2 separate regions of the Homo sapiens genome follow, and region 2 is linked to region 1. A link is a loop called in an ENCODE intact Hi-C map of the cell type or tissue named here. Cell type or tissue: PC-9. All regions are shown on one strand. Each heading gives the region's core, and the rest is flanking DNA. Links, peaks and the distances in the headings are about the cores only.

Region 1 (11,465 bases), core at 1,492-9,491:
GAGTGCTGCAAATTTTAATCCAACTGTCTAGTGTATTTTTGCTTCAGGCATATATAAACATTGTTATTGTTTGTGCAATTTTGTTTAGGAAAGGATATACTTCCAGGCATATAACTCAAGAAACATGGCACAATATGAGATGAATGCCAAAGACGATGTTTATGTTAGAATGTTGTTTTTGAGTACATAAGAGAATGAGATCAGGGAGCTAAATAGTTTTATCAGTGACTTGATGCTAAATAGCAATCATAAAATAATGTAACTTGTGGATGCTTTTTAGGCCCTATGAACATTGCTATACCACAGTAGTAGTTACATTGTAATTATTACTGATTTGTTTGGGCTCCTTTGAGTGTTTTAGTATTACCCAATATGCTACTGAATTTTTTAGTAATAAAAAGTATACCATGAACACGTAGAGGTTAGGCATCACTATCTACCCATAAGGGGAACACTCTGTAAACATTCAAAATATTTTTTCCTGGGTCATAAATGATAGCTCAAAACTTACCACATAACCAGCTTTTGTTTCCTAACTTCATTATTATATATGCCTGCATTTCTTCCCACTCTGTAATACTTTTTTTGTAATTAAACTCAACTTGCTTAGCATTTCACTACCCCCAAAAAACACTGGTTTCAAACTAGGAAGTTTTCATGCATAAGAAAACATGATAAATACTACACTAAGAAAATGATCAATTTAGTAACTATCAGAAGGTTTTATTTTGGGAAACTTCCCTTCAAACTTACAGTGTGGTGGGGAACCATTTTGAAATGAAACAATAGACAAAGAAATAAAAGATAGAACTAGTTTGGGCATTGAGGAATTGCTACCTACCGTATGTAAAAGTTTTCTTACCCCTTGCTTAAACAGCTACATGTCATCTTGCAAAGAAAGAATATTAAGAGCCAAAAATGCATAATTTAGTCTAGAATAGCACCAGTTAGGCTAAATATGTAGGCTTAGAGAAGGAAAATTGAAAGTAAAGAAAAAGGAAAGAAAGCTAGGAGAAAGACAAAGAGAGTAAAGTGAGAAGAGAACAGAAAGTTTCTCCCTCAATTTCTGTCCCACAGCCACATTCAAAGTGGCACAAGTAACTATTATGTGTCCAAGACTATGAGACAAGACTCTTGTCCTCAAGAATTCACAATCTGGGCCAGACATGCTGGGTCATGCCAGTAATCCCAGCACTTTGGGAGGAGGAGGCAGGAAGATCACTGAGGTTAGGAGTTCAAGACCAGCCTGGCCAACACGGTGAAACCCCATCTCTACTAAAAATATAAAAATTAAAAATATAAAAAATATAAAAATTAGCCGGCCATGGTGGTGCATGCCAGTAGTCCCAGCTACTCAGGAGGCTGAGGCAGGAGAATTGCTAGAAGCCTGGGAGGCAGAGCCAGCCTATGTAACAGAGCGAGACTCCATCTAAAAAAAGAAAAAAGAAAAAAAAAGAAGAATTCACAATCTGGTTGAGGAGATTAAGTAATCAATATGAATCAATTGAGAGTGTTAAATTGTGGGGTTCTGCTGGAAAAAGAATTTAAAGAAAGAAGTTAGTATAGACCAAATAGCCAAAGAGGTTTACATATAAGATATGAACATAGTTGGCCTTGAAGATGAGTCGGATTCCCTAAACAGAGGGAAGAAATCTAAAGAGAGAAGTAAAGAGGTAAAGCTCTGAAAATCTATAAAAACACGAAAAGAGGGAGAATTTAGTTGGCAAAAATGAAAATTAGAGTTATGCCATATCTCATTTATTTTCCCAAAAGGCCATAAACAGAAAAGATTCATAATCAGTTTAAATAAATAATAAAATGTGGTTTTATATGACTCGGAAAAAAAGTTCATAAAAATTAAATTTAAAAAATTTTTAAGAAAAAAATGTGGTTTTATACATTTATACATTAAGAGACTCTTAATGCCAACAGGTTAGGGAATAAGCTCAGTTCTTCTCAATGCCTTTTTTCCCCAATACCCTTACATAGTTTTTGAAAAATCTCATAATAAGAGATTGGTCAAGTTTAGAGTAAAATATACTGAAAGAGCCCACTATTAGTTCCTCTGCTCATATGGTAGTCTAGTAACAAAATCTATAGCCTCAACTCAGAAAAACATCTTAAAATATAATATACATATACTACCCACCTATACGTTTGTGTGTGTTCTTACCTCAGATCCCATGGGATCTGTGTAAAGCTGTATAAGGGAAAATAAACATCATTTAATTTCTGGAATTTACTAGATTACTCCTCATCAAATACCTTTTTTATATAGAGTTCAATTTGTGTTCTATTAGTTGAGTACAGACATATATTTTAAGCTAGAGATAGGATATGCTTATTTTGTGAATGTAGAGTCTTTAGAATATTCTGTGAACACTGAATAAAAGGAAATTAATAATGAAGGATTCATAATTACCATGACTAAGCTACAAATAAATTCTAAATAATCCATTATGGTTTAAAATTTGTTCAATAAATCATAGATCTAAGACTCTCAGTGGTATCTTCTCATTTTCTATTCTTAACTATGTATAACATGTTAAACTCAGAGGTATACAAAATTTCAAAAGAGTCTACCAAACTTCAAAAACAAAAAATTTGGAGTCTGTAAAGTAACTAAAAAAATAAAATCCTGAGAGCCAATAAATGAAGCAGATAGTATAGCCTATACATTTTCCCATGTATTATACCAAAGAAATATACAATTCATAATCTTTTATTAAACTTCTGATAGATCCTATGTTTTTAATTCCAAGACAGATTAAAAAAAAAAAGTCAGGGAGGAAGAGGGAGAGTACTGTTTTAATGTTTCACTTGCCAAAAGACAATGAAATAGAGACAGAGGCTTGGTCTTTAAATGAGTGTGTACTTACTGTCAGTACTGCCATACGTAGCTTCAAGAGAAAGAAAAAAAAACTATTATTATTACATACTTGCACCTATATTATCATTCTTTTCAATAGACTAATTAAAATATTATTTCAGAGAGGTTCGAAAGATTTGGGTAGGAAAAAAATATCCAGAAGGCCAGAAGAAAAAGGATACAGTCATCCCTCAGTATCTGAGAAGGAATTAGTTCCAGGACTCCCTATGAATACCAAAATCCATGTGTACTCAAGTACCTCAGGGAGTATATGAAAAGTCAGCCTTCCATATCTGGGTTTCACATCTACAGATACTGTATTTTCCTTTTTCTTTTTTTTTGAGACAGAGTCTCACTCTGTCACCCAGGTTGGAGTGTTGTGGCATGATATCGGCTGACTGCAACATCTGTCTCCCAGGTTCAAGGGATTCCCCTGCTTCAGCCTCCTGAGTAGCTGCGATTACAGATGCCCGCCTCAATGCCCGGCTAATTTTTGTATTTTCAGTAGAGATGGGGTTTTGCCATGTTGGCTAGGCTGGTCGTGAACTCCTGACCTCAAGTGATCCTCCCATCTTGGCCTCCCAAAGTGCTGGAATTACAGGCATGAGCCACTGTGCCCAGCCTGTAGTATTTTCTTTTTCTTTCTTTCTTTCTTTCTTTTTTTTTTTTTTTTTGACAGAGTCTTGCTCTGTCACCAGGCTGGAGTACAGTAGCGTGATCTTGGCTCACTGCAACCTCCTCCTCCCGGGTTCAAGCGATTCTCCTGCCTCAGCCTCCTGAGTAGCTGGGATTACACGCATGCACCACCACGCCCAGCTAATTTTTGTATTTTTAGTAGAGACAGGGTTTCACCATGTTGGCCAGGATGGTCTCGATCTTCTGACCTTGTGATCCACCCACCTCGGCCTCCCAAAGTGTTGGGATTACAGGCGTGAACCACTGCCCTGGCCCCGTCCTGTATTTTCAATCCACCTTTGGTTGCAGATGTGGAAGCCACAGATACAGAGGGCCAACTGTATTTATTGAAAATAATCCATATATAAGTGGACCTGTGAAGCTCAAACCCATGTTGTTCAAAGGTCAACTGTACTTTTTTCCAGGAAGGTCAAAATTAATTTTATGCTAAAAGTATATTATATGAGGCCGGGTGCGGTGGTTCACGCCTGTAATCCTAGCACTTTGGGAGGCCAAGGTGGGTAGACTGCCTGAGCTCAGGAGTTTGGGATCAGCCTGGGAAACATGGTGAAACTCTGTCTCTACTAAAATACAAAAAATTAGCCAGGCATGGCGGCTTGTGCCTGTAATCCCAGCTACTTGGGAGGCTGAAACAGGAGAATTGCTTGAACCTGGGAGGCAGAGGTTGCAGTGAGCTGAGATCACGCCATTGCACTCCAGCCTGGGCGACAGAGCGAGATTCCATCTCAAAAAAAAAAAAAAAAAAAAGTATATGCTCACAATTCGATAGCAATTTTTTTGCATTATAAAGGGGAATTTCCTAGATATCTGAAAACTGATTCTTTCCTATAATTTTTTCTTTTTTTCTCTCCATTTCTGAAAGACTAGCATTTTTTAATTGATATATAATAGTTGTACATATTTTGGGGGTACATGTGATATTTTGATACCTGTATATAATGTGTAATGAGTTCAACTGTATTTTAAATCATTTCTAGATTACTTATAATACTTAATACCATGTAAATGCTATATAAATACTTGTCACACTGTATTTTTTATTTGTATTATTTTTATTGTTGTACTGTTATTTTTTCTAAATATTTTCCAGTTGGTTGAATCTGTGGATGTAGAATGCTCTGATACATGGAGGGCCAACTGTACTAACTATTCACTCATTCAAGTGAGAGTCCATTACGTACACAGGGCTCTGCTAGAGACGAGAGGGACACAAAAAAGATAACTATCCCTACCCTTAAAAAGTTATATTCTAGTTCTGGAGGCAAAAGGTATACAAAATAATTCATTATTACTAAATAATTAAATATGCAACAAGTACCTCAAAAAGTGTCCCATTTGAAACTAATCTACTAAAGTAAAAACATCTTATATGTCTATAAAGTCCTTGTCCTCTCTACATATACACTACTATGAACAGATTATCTCTGCTTGAAAGAGTAACATATAGAGATAGAAATATAATCAAGCCAATGATAATTGTTTTTAAAAACTAGAATACAAATCAGAAAATTTCAGGCCAGTCACAGTGGTTCTTGCCTGTAATCCCAGCACTTTGGGAGCCCAAGGTGGGCAGATCATTTGAACCCAGGAGTTCAAAGCCAGCCTGGGAAACATGGTAAGATGCCATCTCTACAAAAAGTAAATAATTAGCTAGGCATAGTGGTGCACACTTGTGGTCCTAGCTACTTGGGAGGCTGAGGCAGGAGGATTGTTTGAGGCCTGGAAGTTGAGGCTGCAGTGAGCTGTGATTGTGCCAATGCACTCCAGCCTAAGCAACAGAGTGAAACCCTATAAGAAAGAAAGAGAGGGCCGGGCATGGTGGCTCACGCCTGTAATCCCAGCACTTTGGGAGTCTGAGGCCGGAGGATCACAAGGTCAGGAGTTTGAGACCAGCATGGCCGACATGGTGAAACCCCGTCTCTACTAAAAATACAAAAAATTAGCCAGGTGTAGTGGCAGGCACCTGTAATCCCAGCTACTCGGGAGGCTGAGGCAGGAGAATCACTTGAACCCGGGAGGCAGAGGTTGCAGTGAGCCAAGACCACGCCACTGCACTCCAGCCTGGGCAACAGAGAGAGACTCCAAAAAAAAAAAAGAAGAAAGGAAGGAAGGAGGGAGGGAAGGAGGAAAGGAAAGAAAGGAAGGAAAGAGAGAAAGGAAGAAAAAGAAGAAAGGAAGGAAGGAAGGAAAGAAGGAGGGAGGGAGAGAAAGAGAGAGCGAGAGAAAGAAAGAGAAAAGAAAAAAAATTTCAGAACCATAATTTCATATCAAAGGACTAAAACTTTACTGCCACTGTGTGGCCATTTTGATTACTGCATATAAACTCATACATTACTTAATTGAGTTCATTTATTTATGCATTCATTCAAAAATAGACATGGTCCCAATCTCAGGGAACATTTAGACTAGCAGGGGAGAACAACGTTAAACAACAAAAAAATAGCAAAGATAGCTACATCATTAACATTGTGTTCATTGCTATGAAGAAGCAGCATGGGATGCTATGAGAACATGAAATAAAGGGACCATCTAGGCTAGGGAGGAGGGTGTCAGGGAGGGAAGTATTTACTTCCCTAGGGAAGTAAATATTTAAGCTGAGACTTGACAGATAAATTGGAGTTAGCCAGGCAAGGTGTATGGGGCAGGGGAGAGAAGTTTCCAGGCAAGAGGAACAATATATGCAAAGGTAAAAGGAGCTTGGCATGTTCTAGATTCTTTGTGTGGCTTGAACATGGGAATGACAGTGATGCCCTGGACAGGAAGATAGGGATCATACAGGCCTTGCAGACCATGTGAAGGACCCTGAACTTTATTTTAAAAGCTGTGGAAAATTTTTAGGCAAAAGAATGACATGATCAGACTTGGGTTTCTGAAAGTATGCAGTGTGGACAGTGGGTTGGAATGGTGAGGGATTGAGAATGCGAATAAGGAAACAAGCTAGATAGCTATATACAATATAGTCTCTTTTTTTACAATAATTATCTGCAACACTGATATGTACTTATTTTGAAGAATTCAAGCATAATATAAAGTACAAAATAAGTATAAAAATCACCCAAAATTGAAACCCCATCTCTACTTTAAAAATACAAAAATTAGCAAGGCATGGTGGCACGTGCCTGTAGTCCCAGCTACTTGGGAGGCTGAGGCAGAAGAATTGCTTGAACTCGGGAGGCAGAGGTTGCAGTGAGCCGAGATCACACCACTGCACTCCAGCCTGGGCAATAGAGCGAGACTCCGTCTCAAAAAAAAAAAAAATCACACAAAATTTCATAACTAGAAATAATCATGCTCTTACAGGGGAACACCTTTCAAGATCTCTAGATACTCAAATCTGATTTTACTCAAACTATTTTCATTTATTTATTTATTTATTTATTTGAGATGAAGTTTCGCTCTGTCGCCCAGGCTGGAGTGCAGTGGCATGGTCTCAGCTCACTGCAACCTCTGCCTCCTAGGCTCAAGCAATTCTCCTGCCTCAGCCTCTCGAGTAGCAGGGATTATAGGCACCAGCCACCATACTCAGCTAATTTTTTGTATTTATAGCAGAGACAGGGTGTCACCATGTTGCCCAGGCCGGTCTCAAACTCCTGGGTTCAAGAGATCCACCCGTCTCAGCCTCCCAAAGTGCTGGGATTACAGGTGTGAGCCACTGTGTTCGGCCTCAAACTACTTTTAAAACATATCATACCAGCTACAAGATCACCTGAGGAAAGTTATAAAAGATTAACAACTGAAAAACAATATAAATACTATTTACTTAAGAGACTAAGTCATCTATCTAAAATTTTGTCTTTTGATCTCTCCAAAACAAGCTATTTTGACTGAGTCAGTCATACAGGTAGACATTTAGTAAAATAAATTTATCAAACTAGCTAGATACTCTTTGTACATTATACTGCTATTTTAGTACATGTAATACTTATAATTTTTTATTTAAGAAGTGACCCTATTATATTATGACCTCCCTGGGAGTGGAATCACATTTTACTCTCATTATTATCTCATCCAATGCTTAGGCACAGTGTCTGGCACAGATTAAATAGCCAATGTATAAAGAATGAATGTTTAACACATACATAGTATTTGTTATGTGCCAGGCATTGTTCTAACCATTTTAGATCAGTGGTTTTCAAATTATGGTCCCTAGACCAGCAGTCAAGAGCATCTCTTATAATTTGTCTGAAATGCAAATTCTTACATCAGAAATTTTGAGGTGAGGCTTCACAACATGTGTTTTAACAAGTCCTCCAGGTGATTCTGATGCAAGCTAAAGTTTGAGAACCACTGCTTTAGATTATTAACTCATTTAATTATCAAATATCCTTAACAAGTGGATTCTATTATTATCCCCATCTTATATGCAAAGAAACTAAGGTACCAAAAGGTAGGTTACGTGCCAAAGGTCACACAGGTGTTAAGTGACAGAACTGGGATTCTTCAGACCATCTGACTCCAAAACTTGAAGTTCTAACTATATTGTACTGCCCCTCAATGAGGAACAGTCAGGAAATGCTGCTAAATGAATGGATGAAGGGGAATGAGTGAGCACTGTTCAGTATAACAGTGATGGCCGTCTCCCCCTCTCAATCTGTCCAAATATTCAGGGCCTCCAAAGCTCAGAGGCTATTTTCTCTCAAAAGATTTCTCTCATGTTTCTCACAGGGTATAGTGCCTCCTTTCCCATACTTCCCATTGCATATGATCATTATCTGTCTTTTGGCATGCATCACTTTCTAATGAGCATTATAGGGGTGATTGAAATATCTCTGATATTTTTACATAAAAATATCAAATTGATATAAAAAAATCAATATATAGTCTGGGTGAAGTGGTTCATGCCTGTAATCCCAGCATGTTGGGAGGCTGAGTTGGGCAGATCACTTGAGGTCAGGAGTTCGAGAGAAGCCTAGCCAACATGGTGAAACCCCATCTCTACTAAAAATACAAAAATTAGCCGAGTGTGGTGGTGCATTTCTGTAATCTCAGCTACTTAGGAGGCTGAGGCAGCAGCATCGCTTGAACCTGGGAGGCGGAGGTTGCAGTGAGCCAAGTTTGCGCCACTGCACTCCAGCCTGGGCAACAGAGTAAGACTCTGCCACACACTCACAAAAAAATTAATAAATAAACATGTAAAGCCCAATATGACATAGATACTGGCCAATCAGAAAGGATGCCAATTTGGCTCTAGAGCTGGCCTCCTGGAAGCAACGTTCGGACTAGATATTAACCCTTTGGTTACTGGATTTTGGAGTGTTCTGGAGAGATCCCAAAAGAGACACTGTAAGGTGATGGGGAGGATATTGATGGGGAGCCACATGAGGTCTCAGAAAAGTAGCTATTCACCATTCAATACAGAAATATTTCAATATTTTAAGAGCAGATACAGCTGAGTCAGTATGTAACAGCTGATCATCAGCCCTGCATATGAATTCACTTATCTTCTGCCATGGTTACAAGCTCTTTCCCACTTCTGTTTTATCTTTGTATCCCTAGGTCCCTCTGGTCAGTGTTGAATAAATCATAAGTAACAAATGTGCAGTGGAAATAGAAATGTATGAATTTGCTAAATAATCCAGTGTAAGGCTTCCTGACCTCAAGATTTCTTAAAGGAACAGGAATTGAGGAGTAAAAAGAAGACATAGATGGAGAAAGTGGGGAAAAGCAGTGGCGGAAATTTCAAATACTTACAGGCCTTGGCTGTCACTGGAGAGCAGCAGCCATGGTTCTGCTTTATCCTACAGCCATGGGCCTCAACAAGGGCCACAAGGTGACCAAGAATGTGAGCAAGCCCAGGCCCAGCTGCCATCGCAGGTGCCTGACCAAACACACCAAGTTCATGCGGGATATGATCTGAGAGGTGTGTGGCTTCACCCTGTATGGGCAGCATCCCATGGAGTAGCTCAAGGTCTCCAAGGACAAAAGGGCCTTCAAGTTCATCAAGAAAAAGGTGGGAACACACATCCGCACCAAGAGGAAGTAGGAGGAGCTGCGCAATGTCCTGGCCACCATGAGGAAAGCCGCTGCCAAGGACTGAGCCCCCTGCCTTGCCCTGCCCTCTGTTCATAATAAAAGCTTCACAGAAAAAAAAAGAAAAAGAGAAATTTCATTTATATACATCTTGTCTCTTCAACTAGGACTAGAGCCTCCATTTTGTACACCCTTCATAGCTGTCTTGGGCAGCATGAAAGATCAGATGCACTTAAAATTTAAGCTGTATTTTTTTAAAATTTGAGGTACAATACTAGCTATTGTAAGGGAATAGATTATACTTATGAACAAAATATAGTTACCAAAATAACTAAGACAGAATAAAAACCAATTATTCAAGTCAATTTTTTCCTTTCATATCTGCAAATTGAATCACCACTATTCTAAATTTGTTCAATGCACTAAATGCCAGATTCTTGTCTCTCCTGTCCCACATCCTGTGGATCTCTTCCAGTGACTTCAGAGGAAACTCTGTGGTCAAAAAATGTGAGTATGTAAAAGAGAAAAAATGAGTTTTCTTTCTAATTGATGCAAAGGAGACAACAACAGGACAATAAAGACATAAGATAAGAAATTAGTTTATGGATGCAAACGTAGACACTTATACTGTTAAACACAAAAACAAAATAAATGTCTAATTTCTTTTTTTAAAGAATAAAAGACAAGCCTTTGATTCCAGTGTAAGTGTAAAAACATTCTTACGTATCTCTTTTCCAAAGCATCAAAACAACCTTGAATCCTGTCAAGAAATAAATGTTTGATGTCAATTGGACCATATGCAAATCCAAAAAAATTCCAAGTACAGAATTCATTTGCACTTTTTGCTTTGATGTACATTAAGTTGATAACCATCTTACCTTTCCCATTTAATCATTTTTTTAAACTTCCAGCAACTTTTAATATGATGATAGACCTTTATAAGTAATAGTGAGCTATTTTGTGGTAGTGAACCAAATTTTTTTGGATCCCATGTTTAGTACACTGACACACATATGATGAATTATCAATTTTTAAAATCTGTGTGGGTACATAATAGGTGTATATATTTAATATTTTATCACAGTTTTTATTTTTATACAAGTCAATTTTCTTTCAAAAAGCTAAATCAGTGTCTTAAAATTATATTGAATAATTCTTACAAATTCCTAGAAAATTATTTTTAAAAAGAAAGAGGGAAAGTAGGTCAGGGCAGTGGCTCACACCTGTAGTCCCAGCACTTTGGGGGGCCAAGGTGGTTGGATCATGAGGTCAAGAGATCGAGACCATCCTGGCCAAGATGGTGAAACCCTGTCTCTACTAAAAATACAAAAATTAGCTGAGCGTGGTGGCATGCACCTGTAGTCCCAGCTACCCGGGAGGCTGAGGCGGAGAATCACTTGAACCTGGGAGGCAGAGGTTGCAGTGAGCCGAGATTGCGCCACTGCACTCCAGCATGGGGGACAGAGCGAGACTCCATCTCAAAAAAAAAAAAAAAAAAAAAAAAAAAAAAATCAAAAACAGAAAAAGAAAAAGAAAGAGGGAAAGTAGAAAAGAAGAAATGGTTTTTTAAAAAATGATCTTACTAAATAAAGTCTTATGGGTAATTTCAGCCATGATAAAAATAATGTTGTTCAACTTTTATAGAATTTCTATTACTTACCATCTGATAATATGCAGTGACCCGGGACATTTTTTATCTTCTCGGAGGATTTTTAAACTGAGGTCTACAAAAACAGAAACACAGTCTATTTTTATCTACTAAATGACTGCTGTACTGAAATTGTCCATGCTAAATAGGGTATTTCCTTTAACTATTTTATTTATGTAATTTATTTAGTTTTATAGCTTATAAAAACATTTTGGATCTCTAAACATCTACTTTAAAAATAAATCCTATGTTAAGAAGTAGCTTGGTCTCAATTTCGATTAC
Region 2 (9,400 bases), core at 1-8,000, 86 kb before region 1:
TGAAAGGGAAGGGTGAGATGGGGTTGGGAAAGGTCCATCCAACGAGATATTAGAACATATTAACTCAAGAGTATAAAACAGAAAAACACCATAAACAGGCAGATGCTAGTTGACGTCTGTTACCTCCTTCCAGAAGCAAGCTCAGAGTGAGGTGAGATGGCCAAGATAGGACCCAGAGAAGACAAAACAGCAAATGTTGAGAATCTGGGGCACTTAGGTGCTTACACAGACTAAAAAACTAAAGAGAATCTCCTTGTTCACCATTTATCATTAGCAGCACAGAACGTCATTTCTACCCAGAGAGATCCTGGCTTAAAACCCCATCAACCAAATTGCTTTTGGGGTGGAAAGGAAGCCCCTCCACCTTATTTCTGCAATGATATGAAAAGCTGTTCTCAGGGAGGAGAAAGAAAGGGGGAGAGGTAGGAAAGATAGCATGCTTGTGCATATCTACTGATCACGCCTGCGTTTCTTTGGCTAGTTCTGCCACTTGCTGCGTTCTCTGAGAGGGGGTTTGGTAATTACCAGGACAACTTTTTCTCAGTCCAGTCATTTGAATTTCCAGAACAAAATTAGGTTGGGGAAACCCCCTGAATTTGCAGACTCAATATTCTCTGTTTCATCAGAAGTTTGCTGAGCACCTGTGGTGTGCCAAGCTCTGTGCCAGCCCCCAAAGGTTCCTGAGGGTTCCCAATACACAGTTATTTGTGCCTTCAACAGGATGGATTTGCACCAGCCTTGTACGAAGCTGGTACACAGACCTGCTGAGGAAGGGGCCAGCCAAGCAGTCATGTGCCACTGGATGCCGCTTGGTTTTCTCTCACCTCATTACATGAGAATGACCAGATGGTTTATAAATACAATCATTTTTATTGAGTAGGAAGTAATTTAAAATGTGAATTATACCTGAGGCCATTTTAGGAAGAACTTTTTTGCCATGGTATAGTCACAGGGAAGCCAGATCCCAGATGCTGAAGTGTGGGGTGAAGCGAGGATGAGGACCAGGGAGATGAGAGAATCACCAGTGCCCAAGTGAGAGGATATTGTGCAAGGAGCTGGCAAATGTGGCTCAATTTTACAGAGCAGTGGAGGGAGAAGACTGCATTAGGGGCTGGCCTAGTTCAGTGGATGGTGACCTGGACACACATTATAATCAGCTGGAGAGCTTTAAAAAAAAAAAAGATCTGTGCTCAGATCCCAGGCCAGCCCAGTTAAATCCGAACCTCTGGGGGAGACACTCAGGCATTCAGGTATCTGTGTGTTGTGGATGAATCTCTACAGGTGACTGTAATGTGAAAGCAGCTCTGAGAACAGAGCTCCGGCCACAAGCAAGGCTGCTACTTCTTGCTTAGTTATACCTGACCTGGTGCAAATAAAATCACAATCACACACTTACATGCGTATACACATATACAAGTGTGTAAAACTCTGGTTAATGTTGCAATTTTAAACAAATAAATCTTTAGCATATTTACTGTCAGGGATCATCCTTGACTCTTCCTATTTTTTTGAGACAGAGCAAGTGTTGCCCGGGCTGGGGTGCAGTGGCTCGATCTCGGCTCACTGCAACCTTCGCCTCCCGGGTTCAAGTGATTCTCCTGCCTCAGCTTCTGGAGTAGCTGGGATTACCAGTGTGCACCACATGCCCAGCTAAATTTTTTTTTTAATATATTTTTAGTAGAGACAGATTTTACCATGTTGCCTAGGCTGGTCTTGAACTCCTGACCTCAAGTGATCCACCCACCTTGGCCTCCCAAAGTTATGGGATTACAGACCTGAGCCACCTGCCCAGCCCATCCTTGACTCTTCATCATTGTTGATGAAGCTGTGTGTGGAAGGCAATGGTGATGGGAATTCAACCTTAGACTAATCTCTAGGTCTACATGTGCAGTGGTTGACTTGATTTTTTTTTTTTAACTCATTATTGGTATCTTTTCAGATGTGTAGGAAAAAAGATTCTGGATATACAAACCAAATAAACTAGGGCTTCCTCATCTTACTGAGTTGGTGTCTCTGTCATTTCCCTAGTTGTTGTCCATAACTGGTTTCCTTTGACTAAAGTAATTGTATCTGAGATTATTCTCCCTTTGAAGATCTCTCAGCCAATCTTGTTGCTGAGGGCATCAGAAGAAGATTGAGAGGGTTATACTTGTGCCTTTTTTAAAGGGTTTGCCTACAGAGTGTGGTGTGAGATGTGGGGGAGCCCACAAGGATTTTTCTAGAAGTTTCTATCCTCAGAGATTTGCTCTAACAGAGGGTAGGGTCATGGTTCTGAATTAGGCATCCTCTTGCTCATGCTGGTTAATCTGATACATTTGGACTTCAGAGTCCTATCCTTATGCCACAAATGTGGGCTAGTCACCCACTTTTTCCTTGTGATATATCCCAAGGAAGAAAAGCATCATAAGATTTAGAGATGGGGCTTCCCTCTCTGTGATTAAAAAAAAAACCTAGGTCCAGTTCAGAATGAAGAAACTGAAAAGAGAAAATCCAACCCTTTTCACATCCAACCCCACCCTGTCCCTGGGTGGCCCTTACTTAACCCATCACCCAGCACTCCCTCTAGGGAAAAGCCTGCCCAAAAACTTTGGTCCTAAGAAAAGCCTTACCCTAATAAAGAAACTGGGAGGCTGCTGCTGGGCTGCAGCTGCTTTTATGGAAGGAGCTAGACCAGAAGCTAGACTAGGGCCAACAAGTCAGGCCTCTGTAAGAATCTTCCAAGGAGGTAAGGCGGGGAGAAAAAGGATTCCTCATTTACATTGAGAGTAAACTTCCTGTCCTATTAAACAATGAGGCATTCAAAATCCGCCTGAGTAAAAGTCCCCTGATGCAATGAGAGGGTGAGCAATTTCATGTCAGGCTGTTGTTATGGGATTTATACATGTCCTAGCTAGGGCTTGAGGTGAAAGTCAGAGCCAAAAACAATAGCCCTAAACCCCACATGCACAGAAACCTCATTCCAGTGGAGTTTCCTTAAGAGAGCACAGCAGACTTTTCACAAACAAAGTGACTTCAAAGGTAGCCTTGCATCACTGCCTCCTCCACTTGACACTTCCCTTCAGCCCAGACCTGGCCCCTCTGTTTCTTGGTTTAATTTATGAGGTTCTCACACACATTGCAAAGCAATTATCTGAGCTGCTGGCCAACAGGAAGGTAATTGTAACTGAGTACTTCCTTTGTCAAACGCTGACGCTGGCCACCGCGATGGTGATGACGCTGGCCATGGCAATGGTGATAGGAGGCGTGCCGGCAGCTCAGCACCCAGTGACAGGATACCTCTGTTTCTCCCCCACCCCCAACACAATGCTGTCTGACTGAATTCTCCAGGGAGGAGGAAGCCAGTGGGTTGGAGGAATGGGGGAATTTTCTTACATCACTTGACGTGCTTGCTTTCACTCGCAAAATCCTGAGTCATGACTGAAGCTGTATTGCCTCAAGTCTCCGGCTGAAACCAGGGGTTATAGGTTTGGAAACCTGATTCCATCGGCTGCCTCTTGTCCAATCATCAGAGGAAATGTGTATTATTTCAGTTGATCCTCTTCAAGTTGAAGTGCCTTTGGATTGAGGGGATTACGTGAGGGAAGTGGCTCTGTAGTGGCTTAGTAAGCCAATGCCATGCGAGTGAACAATATTTGACATTCGGTGAGTTTACAGAAAGGGCAGTCTCTCTGTTTGTTTAAACCAAGATTAAGTGAAAGGAAAAGTTTTTCTTTCCCATCCCAAGACAAATGTGAAACACATGTTTTCCCTTTTGACTTTGTAAGTACAAGGCTCAAACAGTTCTCCCCACCCCCTTCGGCCATGAGTTTTTAAGGATTGCAGAATGTTTCCTCTCTTTGGTGGCCAAAGCCAATGTGAGCCTTTATATTTCCAGACAGTGGAGCTGATGATGATAGCCTAGTTGGTTCCAGGTAATCATGTAGGTTGTTTCTGGGCCTACCATTTTATGGGTAGATAGGATGGTAAGATGTAGTACAAGGAATCCCAGGCCTGAGTTCACTAAGCCTCAGTTTCCTCATCTACAAAATGAGATTGGTTGAACCTTAAATATCTCAGGTAATTTCTATCTTCAGAAAGGATGTTCATTCAGGTTGGTTTTTCTGGTATGTGGGGGACATTCCTAGTTGAGGTATCCTTTGCATGGGCACAAGGCAGTGTGCAGGCCTGAGGGTTGGGAGACCTCAGTCAAAGAGCCTGCCCTGCCATTGACTCACTGTGACCTTGAACAACTCACTTCCCCTCTTTGTGAATCCTTCTTATCTGAGAGAGGAGGTTTGACAGTCTTGCCCCTGACATAGCGGTTCAGATATGAGACAAGCCTGAATGAGACTGGGATGTCAAGTACTTTGAGCTCCTTGAAATGAAAGGATCATTCATCTTGGAAGATAAATTGTTAAAAAATGCTAGCTCATAACTATTTTTTTGGATTATCTCAAAAATAAAGTAAAGAAAATCAATGTTGTTTACTCTTGGTTTTCCTTTTTTTTTTTTTTTTTTGAGACGGAGTCTCGCTCTGTCACCCAGGCTGGAGTGCAATGGCGCAATCTCAGCTCACTGCAACCTTTGCCTTCCGGGTTCAAGCAATTCTCTTGCCTCAGCCTCCTGAGTAGCTGGGACTACAGGCACGTGCCACCATGCCCGGCTAATTTTTTTGTATTTTTAGTAGTGATGGGGTTTCGCTGTGTTAGCCAGGATGGTCTCGATCTCCTGACCTCATAATCCACCCGCCTCGGCCTCCCAAAGTGCTGGGATTACAGGCGTGAGCCACTGTGCCCGGCCCACTCTTGGTTTTCTTTAAATTGCTACTGGTTCAGGGAATATAAGCACCCAATGACCAACACGGGCTATAAAAATCAGGACTTTTACCACCCTGTGTTGGCCAAAGCAATGTTCCTAGCAGATTGCTTTGATCATGTTGCTACTCTGCTCAGAAACCTTCAAGATACTACTTGCCTCCAGGATACACTCCAAACTGACAGTCAGTTCCCCGTTGTGACCTGGCTTCACCTGCATTATATATCACCTCTTCTACATGAAATCCTAGAATTCACTAGCATTGCCACAATGATATTGGATCACCCCTGCAACATCTCATAAGTGGGTGGCCATTCTCTGGGTGCAGTGATAGGGAGAAGCCTCTGATACTCAAAGTAATCTGGCCTTTTTCTAATCACCCCTCATTGTTAGATACTTCTTCCCTATATTGAATGAGAATCTGCTTCATCACAAATCCCAACCAGCCATAGGTCCCACTGAGCTACCCCAATTCAGTTTCATTCCTCTTCTTCAATTTTTGAAGACAGTTATCATGTCACCCTGGAGAAATCTCTTTTCCAGACTAAACAACTGTAATGTCTTTAACAGATTTTTCATTGACTTGGTTTTCAGACTCCTAAATGTTGTTATTGTTACCTTTCCCTAGACATGCTTCAGATGGTCAATGTCTCTTTTAAAAACGTGAACCTTTGGACTAAATGCAACGCTCTAAATGTGGACTGGTTGGTGGCGCTAGTATCTCCTTTGTTTCTGTAATAGTTAGGTTAGGTAAGAGACATGACAATACTTCAGTGGCTTAAAGAATATAGAATCTTTTTTCTCTCAAGTAACCATCTTGAGAGTTGAGTGATGATGAGTGAGATGAGTGATCCAAGCAGGCAAGGGGCTGTATTCTCTGCAGTCATTCAGTGACCAAGGCCCCTTCTGACTGGGGATCTGCTATTCCATGTGGTGTTCTGGTATAAGCTGGGTTACTACCAAGCCTCAGATGCATCCAGCAAGAAAAGGAAAGTGTGAAGGGTAGGGGGGGTTCACCCACCTCTTAAGGGCCCCAGCTGTCACAGAAGATCTTTTGTTAGCATTCCACTCATGAAAACTCAGTCCCATGGCCATGTTCAACTGCAAGGGAAGCTGGGAAATATACTACAGCCAGGTAGCCCTGTGTCAGAAGCCCTATCGCTATGGAAGGACAGGAGAATGGACATTGGCAGCCACAGTGGGGACCAGCCTCATTGGTCTTTCAGTTCCAAAAACACATCAAGTTCCTTTCAGACTCAGGGCCTATGCACTCACTGTCCTGCTTGGAGTGTTTTGTCTCTCTGACTGTCCTTCCTCTTCATATGGCCTCAGCTCAAACACCACTTCCTCAGAGAGGCCTGCCCTGACCACTTCATGAAATGCAGGTCCCTTCTGACCCTTCCCCACTTTTATTTGTGCCCCTCCAGACCCCTTTCACAAGGTTTAATGATTTTATATGTTTACTTTTTCTGGTGTTTGTTTCTGTCCTCTACTAAACTGCAGGCTGTTTGTGGGAGGGACTCTTTCTGTCTTGGTCCCCAGTGTGTATTCACTGCCCAACCTCATACCTGACACATATTGGGGGACAAAATAAGGACTTGTTGAATTAAAGAACATAGTGACATGATATGTTTACTAAATATAGCCTTCTTTTGCCAAGTGCATTACACTGTTAGGTCATATTGTGGTAAACTAAAAGGCCTCGGTCTCTTTTCACATCAACTGTGGTTAAGACATATTTCTCCATCTGCTTTTTGAGAAGTTGATTTTTTGACCCTAGATACAGTATTTTGCATTTATAACTATTGTATTTCAGCTGCTTTTTTCGGTCTATCATTTTAGCCCCAAAAGATCTTTTTTGATATATCAATGAATACATTTATTTATCTCTTCCAGTTTCATATTATCTGGAACTCTGATAAGGTATCCTGTGTGCCTGTATGTTTCCTTATGTCATTGGCAAACAATAATGAAGATGGAAAAATGAAATGGGCCAAACATCAAGCCCTGTTATAGTACGGAAACCATCCTCTATCCTGCCATTGATCCATCACCTCTGGGGATGAATGTTGACTTACACAGACCACAGCCCTACCAAGAATATCACAGAGCCTATGTCAGATACCTTGCTGCAAGGAGTGGCATAATGGAACTCAACACAGTTGAGTTCTACTCTTACACAGAACAATAAAACTTTACATTAGAAAAAGACCAAATTCCAGCCAATCACAAGAATCCCTTGGACAACATCCTGTAGTTTACCAGTCTAGTAACCTTATAAAAAACAGGAAGTGACTAGTTCTTAGTGCACCCATGCTTGACTCTTAGCAATTATTGTTTTCGCATAAGTGTTTGCAAACCCTTAATTCAAAATTTGTTCTGAAACTTTTCCAGGATTTCCTTTCTGGAAATCCTGCCACACTGGTCCATTTTCTATCACCAAACCCCCTTCAATCCTCACACCTCTGAGCAGTCACTCCTCTGTTCCTCTTAGTAGGAGATGCTCTTCCTGTCTGACTCTATGTATACAAACCCTGACCTCCCCTCAAGATCCAGCTCAAAATTCACTCCCTCCTTGAAACTTTCCCTCACCATGCTAGACCTCTCTCTCTGCTCTGAGGTATACGTTAAACTGTTGGTATTTGTTAACCCTATTCCTCTTCAGGGCTTATTGCTGCTGCATCAGATGGGCTGCCTGAACAGTTCAGGACTTCCTTTCATCGGACCCAGCCAGTGCCTTGCACAGAACCCATTCCCAAGAAGGTATGTACATTGAGTTGACCACTGACAATCAGCATCAACTTATGCTCAGGGCCTAGCCCCTCATTCAAACTTTGGCCAATTCTGTGCTCAAGGGCTAGATGATGTGGTCTTCTAGTGTGTTTGGAAATAACAAAATTTTTTGGTTGTTGCTTTAAGTAAAAAATTATAAAGTCCCAAAGAAGCTGCAGAATTATTGGATTTTTTTTTTACATGATGGGAAACCAATCTGCTTAATATAAAATTCTGGAAAATCAAGGTGGGTATGGACAGATGATTAATCTACACCACAACATTTATACATCTTGAATGTTCCGGCAGCAAAGGAGACAAATCAAAATTCAGAGCTACAAGCAAAATATTTTTGGAAGTGTTTACTCGCCTTTCAGATGCATATTTAGATTTACAAAAGATTTCCAGTAGGGCTTCTTTAACTACTTGTGTAGATTTAAAACAATTTAGTTTCTATGTAACTTTGGAAGAATAAGTCAATGTAATAACGTGAAGTCCACCTGCACTGAAGTTCCCTTGGTAGCATCAGTATCTGGCAGAGCTACCAATGCCACATCATACCATATTGAGAGGAAAAAGTTAGCTCTATTAGATCATTGACTCTAATTCCTCCCAACTGCAAATAAAAACTTTGTACCCTGAAGGGGAGGGGACTGAGAAAGGAATGAGTCTCCCACTGCTGGAGTCCCCCACCTGCCACAGCACTCATAGAAGGAGCCCCCCTCCTCTTCCCATCCTCCCAAGCCAGCCACCTCCTTCAGAAAGTTTCAGAGAGAAACTTTCTTTCCTATCAAAAAATGCTGATGACTCTATTTGCAAAATGTCTCATTATAAAAACCTTCTCTGCTGCTTGCTTTCTGAGCTTTAATAAATCCTGGATTAGTATGAAAACCACCCAGGCACTGACTCTCCACATTTCCCGACGAGCTGTCTGGAGTTGGCTTCTTCTTCATGAGTAACTTCTCCAAACTTTTGGAAAATTGCCCAATGCCAGGAACTTAGGACCACCAGATCAACTTCTCAGAGCAGGGAAAGAAAAATCACCATAATGTCAGTCCTGAAAGCTGGCACTGGCCTCTCCTCCCTTGTTTCTCTCTCTTTCCTTGCTGGCCTTTCTTGCTCATAGCAATTCATGCATGTTCCCCCCACTTTTTTGACTAAAAATAGAATCTGGGTTCCCAGCTATCACCTTAAATGTACAACATGTGGGTTTTCAGTTGGCTATTAGCTTTGCTCTTTCTTGTAACTCCTCCACGATAGGACATTCAGAGCTCAGGAGGAAGCCTCTTTTCTAGTTATTTCCATTCAGTGCTTCACTCTCTTTAAATGTGTCCATCCAGATTTCTAGGAAATTGCAGTGCTACAGCTGTTCTCTCAAAAGGGCCACATTAAAGTTTCCAATCTCAACACTTTTGCTGGCTTGCATTTCATGTGAGCTCAGGGCCACTTTCACAGTTTCCAAAGTGTCTTTCTAGCCTCCACCTTTCCTTCCCTCATTTCCTTCTGCTTTTCTTTCCCTCTTGGGTGAGCCTCCATGAGAAGAGTGCTTCAACCTTACTGGAGCATGCTGCCCCTGTCACCCCCTTAGCAGGGGTTTGGCCGAGAGGCATAAACAGGTGCCAATGGGGACTTCATAGTGCCATCGAAAGTTACACCAGTAACTGCAAGAGATAACCGTGCTAGGGATAGTGGCTGAAGCTATAAGATGAAAGTAGTCGGGGGAATTCAATGCCCAGAAGACACATTCAGAAGCCAGCTGACTTGTAAACATGTCTTACCATCTGCAAGATGGTAAATGAAATGTACTTGAACTGCAGAGAAAATTTTGTGGTCT

The links. A loop is a pair of places that touch in the nucleus more often than their neighbours do. Peaks named below come from ENCODE experiments on the same cell type or tissue, not always from the same donor. Only the 100,000 strongest peaks of a DNase experiment are listed, where the experiment ranks them.
Region 2: a loop joins it to region 1, with 4 times the contacts of the local background. A loop is called at or near these places in 11 of 110 quality-filtered maps.

What each region holds. Positions count from the first base shown.
Region 1 is chr22:30,103,231-30,114,695 of GRCh38, reverse strand. It overlaps HORMAD2 (HORMA domain containing 2), which reads right to left. Exons shown (of 11, transcript NM_152510.4): 4 at 11,196-11,259; 5 at 10,259-10,295; 6 at 2,880-2,900; 7 at 2,174-2,200. It also overlaps the pseudogene RPL36P17. Among named protein-coding and RNA genes, the nearest start is that of HORMAD2, 28 kb to the right of the region's middle. In PC-9, for the core only: CTCF peaks have their summits at 5,667 and 5,869; a DNase peak (open chromatin) is centred at 5,895; H3K27ac peaks cover 4,219 bases.
Region 2 is chr22:30,190,290-30,199,689 of GRCh38, reverse strand. LOC105372988 (a long non-coding RNA gene) reads left to right here. Exons shown (of 3, transcript NR_188588.1): 2 at 7,460-7,557. It also overlaps a transcript of HORMAD2 not described here. Among named protein-coding and RNA genes, the nearest start is that of LIF-AS1, 44 kb to the left of the region's middle. RefSeq lists an enhancer at 3,205-3,324. In PC-9, for the core only: no CTCF peak of the experiment used is centred there; DNase peaks (open chromatin) are centred at 2,949 and 3,199; H3K4me3 peaks cover 1,571 bases; H3K27ac peaks cover 6,587 bases.